Linked DNA regions of Homo sapiens: regions 2 and 3 are each linked to region 1. The links are chromatin loops, found by intact Hi-C in ENCODE. Cell type or tissue: A673. All regions are shown on one strand. Region 1 overlaps SH3RF2 (SH3 domain containing ring finger 2). Region 2 overlaps SH3RF2 (SH3 domain containing ring finger 2). Region 3 has its middle 10 kb from the start of SH3RF2.

What was found. Peaks named below come from ENCODE experiments on the same cell type or tissue, not always from the same donor. Only the 100,000 strongest peaks of a DNase experiment are listed, where the experiment ranks them.
Region 2: it touches region 1 in a loop (4-fold over the local background); 3 of 110 quality-filtered maps call a loop at or near these places.
Region 3: it touches region 1 in a loop (6-fold over the local background); 3 of 110 quality-filtered maps call a loop at or near these places.

The regions. Positions count from the first base shown.
Region 1 is chr5:146,001,396-146,003,895 of GRCh38, forward strand. All of the region lies in intron 3 of SH3RF2 (SH3 domain containing ring finger 2), which reads left to right. The region is part of intron 2 of LOC107986458 (a long non-coding RNA gene); the gene reads right to left. Among named protein-coding and RNA genes, the nearest start is that of SH3RF2, 66 kb to the left of the region's middle. In A673, no CTCF peak of the experiment used is centred here; DNase peaks (open chromatin) are centred at 636 and 1,276; H3K27ac peaks cover 2,397 bases.
Region 2 is chr5:145,937,944-145,940,443 of GRCh38, forward strand. SH3RF2 (SH3 domain containing ring finger 2) reads left to right here. Exons shown (of 10, transcript NM_152550.4): 2 at 1-363. All of the region lies in intron 3 of LOC107986458 (a long non-coding RNA gene), which reads right to left. Among named protein-coding and RNA genes, the nearest start is that of SH3RF2, 2.6 kb to the left of the region's middle. In A673, no CTCF peak of the experiment used is centred here; DNase peaks (open chromatin) are centred at 978 and 1,478; H3K4me3 peaks cover 2,149 bases; H3K27ac peaks cover 2,288 bases.
Region 3 is chr5:145,925,100-145,927,599 of GRCh38, forward strand. It overlaps a transcript of GRXCR2 not described here. Among named protein-coding and RNA genes, the nearest start is that of SH3RF2, 10 kb to the right of the region's middle. In A673, no CTCF peak of the experiment used is centred here; DNase peaks (open chromatin) are centred at 452 and 942; H3K27ac peaks cover 1,663 bases.

The DNA of each region.
Region 1 (2,500 bases):
CTTCAGGTTTTCTCAAACTAGACAACCTCTCTGCCCTCCATATTTTGAGATAATGATCTTTATTATTGCCGTGGAACCTCAGAGCGAGACTCCTAAGGAAGGTCATTCTACAGCCCAAACAGCAAAGTGTAGACCTAGACTACAGCTAGAGGAAAGTCAGTTCAATTCCACAAATATTTATTATTTACTTTGTGCCAGGCATTAGACACACAGCTGGAGGAAGACATAAGGAAGTATCATCGTCTGCCTCTCTCACCCTTTCTGGGAATTTGTAAACTGGGGCACTTACTTCACACACTCATTCATTTCTTGAGCCCATCCATGTGCCAAGCTGGCCATTGGAGATAAAGTGATGAGTCATTGTTCTTACCTACACTGAGCTGGCAATCTAGTGGAAGAAACAGACATATAAATGGGAAATTATGACAAAGAAACCAAAAGAGAGGATTTGACCCATTCTGGAAGGCTGTGAAATACACAGACTTCTAGGAAATCTCATGGTCTAAACTCAGCATATCCAAATTAAACTCAAGATCTTCCTTCCCAAAGCTGTTCTTTTCCTAGTGCTTTCTAGCTCAGTAAATTGTGTAATTTATTCAACGTCATGTATTTATTCATGCATGCATGCATTCAATAAACTTATTGGCTGACTACTAAAAGGGAGCCACTGTGTTAGGTGCTAGGGAAAACAAAGATTAACAAAACAGACATAGGCCCTGCACACATGAAGTTTATAGTCAGATAGGGTAGACCGACATTAAAGAAATAATAACCTCCTGGCACGGTGGCTCACGCCTGCAATCCCAGCACTTTGGGAGACCGCGGCAGGCGGATCACTTGAGGTCAGGAGTTTGAGACCAGCCTGGCCAACATAGCGAAACCCCGACTCTACTAAAAATACAAAAATTAGTCAGGCGTGGTTGCGCGTGCCTGTAATCCCAGCTACTCAGGAGACTGAGGCAGGAGAATCGCTTGAACCCAGGAGGCGGAGGTTGCAGTGAGCCAAGTTCGCGCCATTGCACTCCAGCCTGGGCAACAGAGCGAGACTCCATCTAAAAATTAAAAAAGAAAGAAAAGGAAGGAAGGAAGGAAGGAAGGAAGGAAGGAAGGAAGGAAGGAAGGAAGGAAGGAAGGAAGGAAGGATAACCTATAAATGCATAATTGCACATGTGTAAGAGCAGGGGCCCCCAACCCCAGGACCACCGACCAGTACCAGTCCGTGGCCTGTGAGGAAACGGGCCGCACAGCAGGAGGTGAGAGGTGGGCAAGTGAGCAAACCTTCATCTGTATTTATAGCTGCTCCCCATGGGTCGCATTACTGCCTGAGCTCCACCTTCTGTCAGATTAGTGGCAGCATTAGATTCTCATAGGAGCGTGAAACCTATTGTGAACTGCGCATGCAAGGGATCTAAATTAGGTGCTCCTTATGAGAATCTAATGCCTGATAATGTGAGGTGGAGCAGTTTTATCTTGAAACCATTCCCTATCCTCTACCCTCTATCCCCACCTCCTACCCCCTGCATCTGAGGAAAAATTGTCTTCCACAAAACCAGTCCCTGGTGCCAAAAAGGTTGGGTACCGCTGTGTAAGAGGAAGCTAAGAAAGGGTATAATGCAGTAACAGATTTAAATTTAAATCAATCCTAATTCCTGAGGAGCATGGAACAGAATGTCAGAGAGATCAGAAGGTCTTTAGTGGATGAATATACAGGTTGAACTTGATGAATGGTTTATGGACAAGGAAAGGTGTTTCTAAAATGGCATTAAATTAAAAAAATCACTGTGTCCCATATGGCTTCATCTGTGTGAGGTACAGGAACAAAATAATGACAAAATAAATGTATAGTAGTAGAAGTCAGAGTAGTGGTTGCCTCTTAACAGGTGGTGGGAAAGGGCACAAAGGAACCTTCTGGGTGCTGGGAGGATTCTATACCTTCATCTGAACAGGGATTTCATGGATATATTCAAATGTAAAATTTCTCAAGATTTGTGCACTTTATTCTATGCATGTGTGTATGTTTTTGGAAAAGTTTTTTAAAAATATGTATGTTTATATGTATGTATGTTTTGTCTTGATAGAAAAGAATCTGGAAAAAATGTGTTATTCAAGCTGTTGACAGTGATTGTATCTTTATTGTGGTAAAATATTTTCCTTGTTTTGCTTATCTGTATTTTCAAATGTTTCTACAAATTTACATATAACCTTTTATAGTAAGAAAAATCTGAACAAAAAGTTGCTTTATGTTTGATGCATTAAAAATTGAATAGGTTCTGAAAGTCTTCAAAATGAGCATAAAATTCATTTTTCTTTTTGCAAAGCTAAAAGTGCTTCTCCCTATGGCTTCCATCTTGATTTCTCCATCAGATAAATTTAAATGAAAAGCTTGGACCCTGCTGGTGATTAAAAATTAGAAACATTTCAAAGTTTTCCTATTGGATTCCATTGATTCTCCAAATTATGTCTACCCCTCTATGGTCTCAGTGACACAAACACTGCCCTT
Region 2 (2,500 bases), 63 kb before region 1:
TTACTTGATCTTCTGGAGTGCCCTGTGTGCTTTGAGAAGCTCGATGTCACAGCCAAAGTCCTCCCTTGCCAGCACACCTTCTGCAAACCATGTCTACAGAGGGTTTTCAAGGCCCACAAAGAGCTGCGGTGCCCCGAATGCAGGACGCCTGTGTTTTCCAACATTGAGGCGCTGCCGGCCAACCTGCTGCTCGTGCGCCTTCTGGATGGAGTGCGCTCAGGGCAGAGCTCCGGGAGAGGGGGCTCCTTCCGCAGGCCTGGCACGATGACCTTGCAGGATGGCAGGAAAAGCAGGACCAACCCCAGACGTCTGCAGGCCAGTCCTTTCCGGCTAGTGCCTAATGTCAGAATCCACATGGATGGGGTAAGAGAGATCTTATTTGCTAATATCATGTCCACATAGAGGTTGGATTTGTGTATACAAGGAGCTAGAGATTATCTTCTTTTAGTTACATTCCAGAGTGCTGCTGTTGATTTCCCAGTGATAAGTTTCTGTGGGCAGTGATCATTTTACTCAAATACAATGAAAACCTGAGCCTATCTAATCCATCTAAGAATTCTCTTTAGAACTATTAAAGCTTCCTAGGTTCTCCTTTCCTCTAGTCCAGAAAGTAGTAGAACAAGGAAAGCCTTTTAGATTATATTTTTGGTGTTTCACTTCTGCTGTTCTGAGGCCAAACTAGTGCCTGGGAAATGCACGGAGGGTGGGGAGAAACAAAAGAGAGAAAACAAATCCAACTGCTTGTTGCTTTTGAGATCTCTCAGAAATTTCCAAATGTCAGGTTTTGTTTGAATTTTACCCAAATCCATCTTCCCACCCCTAGTCATAAAGTGCTATTATGGCAATACTCATTCATAATCTGTTCCAAGCTATCAAGATACTTGACGCGGGAGATAGTGCAGGAGGGAAGCATCTATGTGGGTGGACTGATTGATAGCAAAGGCTGGGCTGTGAAGTGCTTCAGCTGTGTATAGGAGCTCTGCAGATGTGTCTCATTTTGCAAAATGAATGAAATACAGAGAAGATACACAGCAGGGGCTGCAATTAAAAAACCAAACAGACCCAGTTACGCCTCACAGGAGATTAATGCTTTTCATGTTTGGATAATGGGAATCGCTCTGTCCAGCGCTGAAAGCACACCCCGAGGACTTTATCTGACCTGGCTATGAACCTTGTTGTGGGATAATGTGTAAGGGCACATCTGGAAAGAAGGACATGGTCCTTGTGAGTCCAGCAGAATTATTTGCACTGTCACCCCTGGAGTCAGTGTAAAAAAGTGGACACGGAAAGCTGTGGCTTGGGCCATTGGCATACTTAGAAAATCAAAGCTACATTCCTTGAAGTCTTACCTAGAGCAAGCATTAGAGTCTAAATGCTGGCAGCAGTGTCCCACATCTCCCTGCTCTGAAGAGGAATAACGTGTGGGAGGGTCTTGCAGGACTGCTTCCTTACTCAGGAGTGAGGAGTGGCTTGTGATACGCATTTGGAACAACTTTCCGAAATTTTCCTTCTAAGAGCTACCACTTCCTGGGTTCACTGCATCTTTAAACCACCCATGGCGCATGTGTAAACATTCAACAATGAGGGTGGGAAGAAGCAGGACATTTTTTCACTGTACACCCTTGATTTCTTCACTGTAGGCTTTTTATTGCCATTGTGCTTGTAAGTGACACATTCCAGAAAAGGGTTTGGAACTCTTTTTAAGTCCCTCCACTACCCCTGGTCTAGTCATCAATCAGAATCCACAGGTCTGGAAATGGCGAAGTAGGGGTGGGGAAGCAAATTGTTCTCAAACATGCCTTGTTTGTAGAGAAAAGAGCTCTATCTCTGGGTCAGCAAATCCCCCTTGAATTCCTAAGACCTAGCAACCTCTTCCCTTCCCCACCTTGCAGAAGTCTGACCTGCCTTTCAGCGGAGTATCATCACTTACTCAGGAAACGGTGTCACACTGGGAGGAGGCAGTTCCCTTATCAGCTTGGAATATTTTTGTTGTGGTTTACATCTTTCTCAATGTGACTGTGTTGCAAAGGACAGGTAGCGATGAATGGATCCACAGCTACCAAGTTTTTGAACTATAGAGGATTCTCAGGGCCCTTCTGGCACAGGGAATTGAGGTGAGAGCTGGTTGTACATAAGAGACAGCCATTAAGATACTGGGTCTCTCTGGAATTCTTTTGCAGGGACTTATAACATCAGACTATCGTCTGTGCCCACCCTCCAAGCTGCTCTGGACCAAGTCCTGTGGTGAGGCTGAAACTCAAGGGCTCCTGTGTTCAGGCAGGACCTGGGCTAGAAAGATGCTCTGCAAGAGAGCAGAGCTGGCACCCCCACTTCCCAATTCCTTTATGTCCTAACTATCCTTTCTTGAAGTGACTCCTCTCATTCCTTTTGCCTTCCTCAGTGGGGATATGAACAAACCTATTTCTGGATGTCAATATGGCTGCTGTTCTGCAACGTGCCTCTGCTCCCAAAAATATTACCTATCTTTTTTGCAACCATG
Region 3 (2,500 bases), 76 kb before region 1:
ATCCTATGGAGCAAGTGCTATTATTACCATTCCGGTCTCACAGATGAGAAAACCAAGCACAGCATGTTTAAGTAATTTGCTGTAGGTCACACTCTTATTTAATAAGATGGCACCAGCCATCTGACTCCAGAGTGTATGTTCATAACTACCATAAGTTAGAAATGATGCCAGAAAAAGATAAACTATAGCTAAAACAGAAAGAATTCAGATATTGTCAATTAATATCTATATCTTTTGAGCACTTTCTATGGACCAGACATTGTTTTACCAACATGTATTAGGAAATTTATTCCTTATGACAAGCCTGGGAAGTACTTGTTACTGATTGCATTTTTATGGATGGGGCCTAGAGCTTTTGAACACAAAGGGTCACAGAGCTGTTACTGGTGAAGCTAAGTTTCTAAAGCATGTCTCCAGATTCCAAGTCGCAAGCTTTCTCCCTAGGAATGCAATAAGAATTCCAAACACAAATGAGTCATCCTCATCACTCAGCAAATATTTTTTAAGCACCTACTTGTGTCAGACACAAATTAATGACACAGACATGGTTCCTGCACCATGGGATGTAGATTGTGTGAAAGAGAGACACAATTTATAAGAACAAGTGAGTAAATAATGAATATCATATAACTAATACATAATTAACACCATCACATGGCACCCTAAAAAATGTCTAATTGCTTTGACAGATGTTATTTACAGTCAGTTATAGAAAATCATTCTAATTCTTTTTTAATAAGGGAAAAAAATTTGTTTCTCCTGTATTTCACATTATCCTGGAAGGCCTACTCATAAAAAGAGACATCTTGCACTAATCAGAGCACTTGGGGAATTACTGAATTTTGCAACTTTCTCACTTGTGTGACAAAAAAAAAACAAGATTGTGGTTACCCAATTGTCTGAGCAAACTGTCAGCTTTTGCACAGACTTGCCCTGAGTTTAATAAGAATTAAGGTTGCATCCTGCTCCTGGTTTTGAATCAAAACATTTACTGATTTCATCAGAAAGGAAACAGTGAAAGAAAGGGAGAAAGACAGGTTAGGAGTGAAATGATTTATCACTTACTTTTCTTTAGTAAGGCACAGTATCTGTCATGGATTAACGTCTAATTACAGCAGTTTCAGAGCTGTGAAGTTTATTATTTTTTTAATGGCTATCTTATCAACTGTAATGCATAAGCTATTAGGGTTATAGGATTTAACTCCCCCTGTTGCAGATGTTTTAGTAAATCTGTAATGATTTAAGCATTTTTAATATCTTTTAAAAATGTATTACACTTTAATCCATCTTGAATTAATTTTTGTATAAGGCGTAAGGAAGGGATCCAGTTTCAGCTTTCTACATATGGCTAGCCAGTTTTCCCAGTACCATTTATTAAATAGGGAATTGTTTCCCCATTTCTTGTCTTTGTCAGGTTTGTCAAAGATCAGATGGTTTTAGAAATGCGGCATTATTTCTGAGGGCTCTGTTCTGTTCCATTGGTCTATATCTCTGTGTTGGTACCAGTACCATGCTGTTTTGGTTACTGTAGCCTTGTAGTATAGTTTGAAGTCAGGTAGTGTGATGCCTCCAGCTTTGTTCTTTTGGCTTACGATTGACTTGGCAATGCAGGCTCTTTTTTGGTTCCATATGAACTTCAAAGTAGTTTTTAGCAATTCTGTGAAGAAAGTCATTGGTAGCTTGATGGGGATGCCATTGAATCTATAAATTACCTTGGGCAGTATGGCCATTTTCACAATATTGATTCTTCCTACCCATGAGCATGGAATATTCTTCCATTTGTTTGTATCCTCTTTTATTTCCTTGAGCAGTGGTTTGTAGTTCTCATTGAAGAGGTCCTTCACATCCCTTGTAAGTTGGATTCCTAGGTATTTTATTCTCTTTGAAGCAATTGTGAGTGGGAGTTCACTCATGATTTAGCTCTCTGTTTGTCTGTTATTGGTGTATAAGAATGCTTGTGATTTTTGCACATTGATTTCGTATCCCAAGACTTTGCTGAAGTTGCCTATCAGCTTAAGGAGATTTTGAGCTGAGACGATGGGGTTTTCTACATATACAATCATGTCATCTGCAAACAGGGACAATTTGACTTCCTCTTTTCCTAATTGAATACCCTTTATTTCCTTCTCCTGCCTAATTGCCCTGGCGAGAACTTTCAACACTATGTTGAATAGGAGTGGTGAGAGAGGGCATCCCTGTCTTGTGCCAGTTTTCAAAGGGAATGCTTCCTGTTTTTGCCCATTCAGTATGATATTGGCTGTGGGTTTGTCATAAATAGCTCTTATTATTTTGAGATATGTCCCATCAATAACTAATTTATTGAGAGTTTTTAGCATGAAGCGTTGTTGAATTGTGTCAAAGGCCTTTTCTGCATCTATTGAGATAATCATATGGTTTTTGTCATTGGTTCTGTTTATATGCTGGATTACGTTTATTGATTTGCGTATGTTGAACCAGCCTTGCATCCCAGGGATGAAGCCCGCTTGATCATGGTAGATAA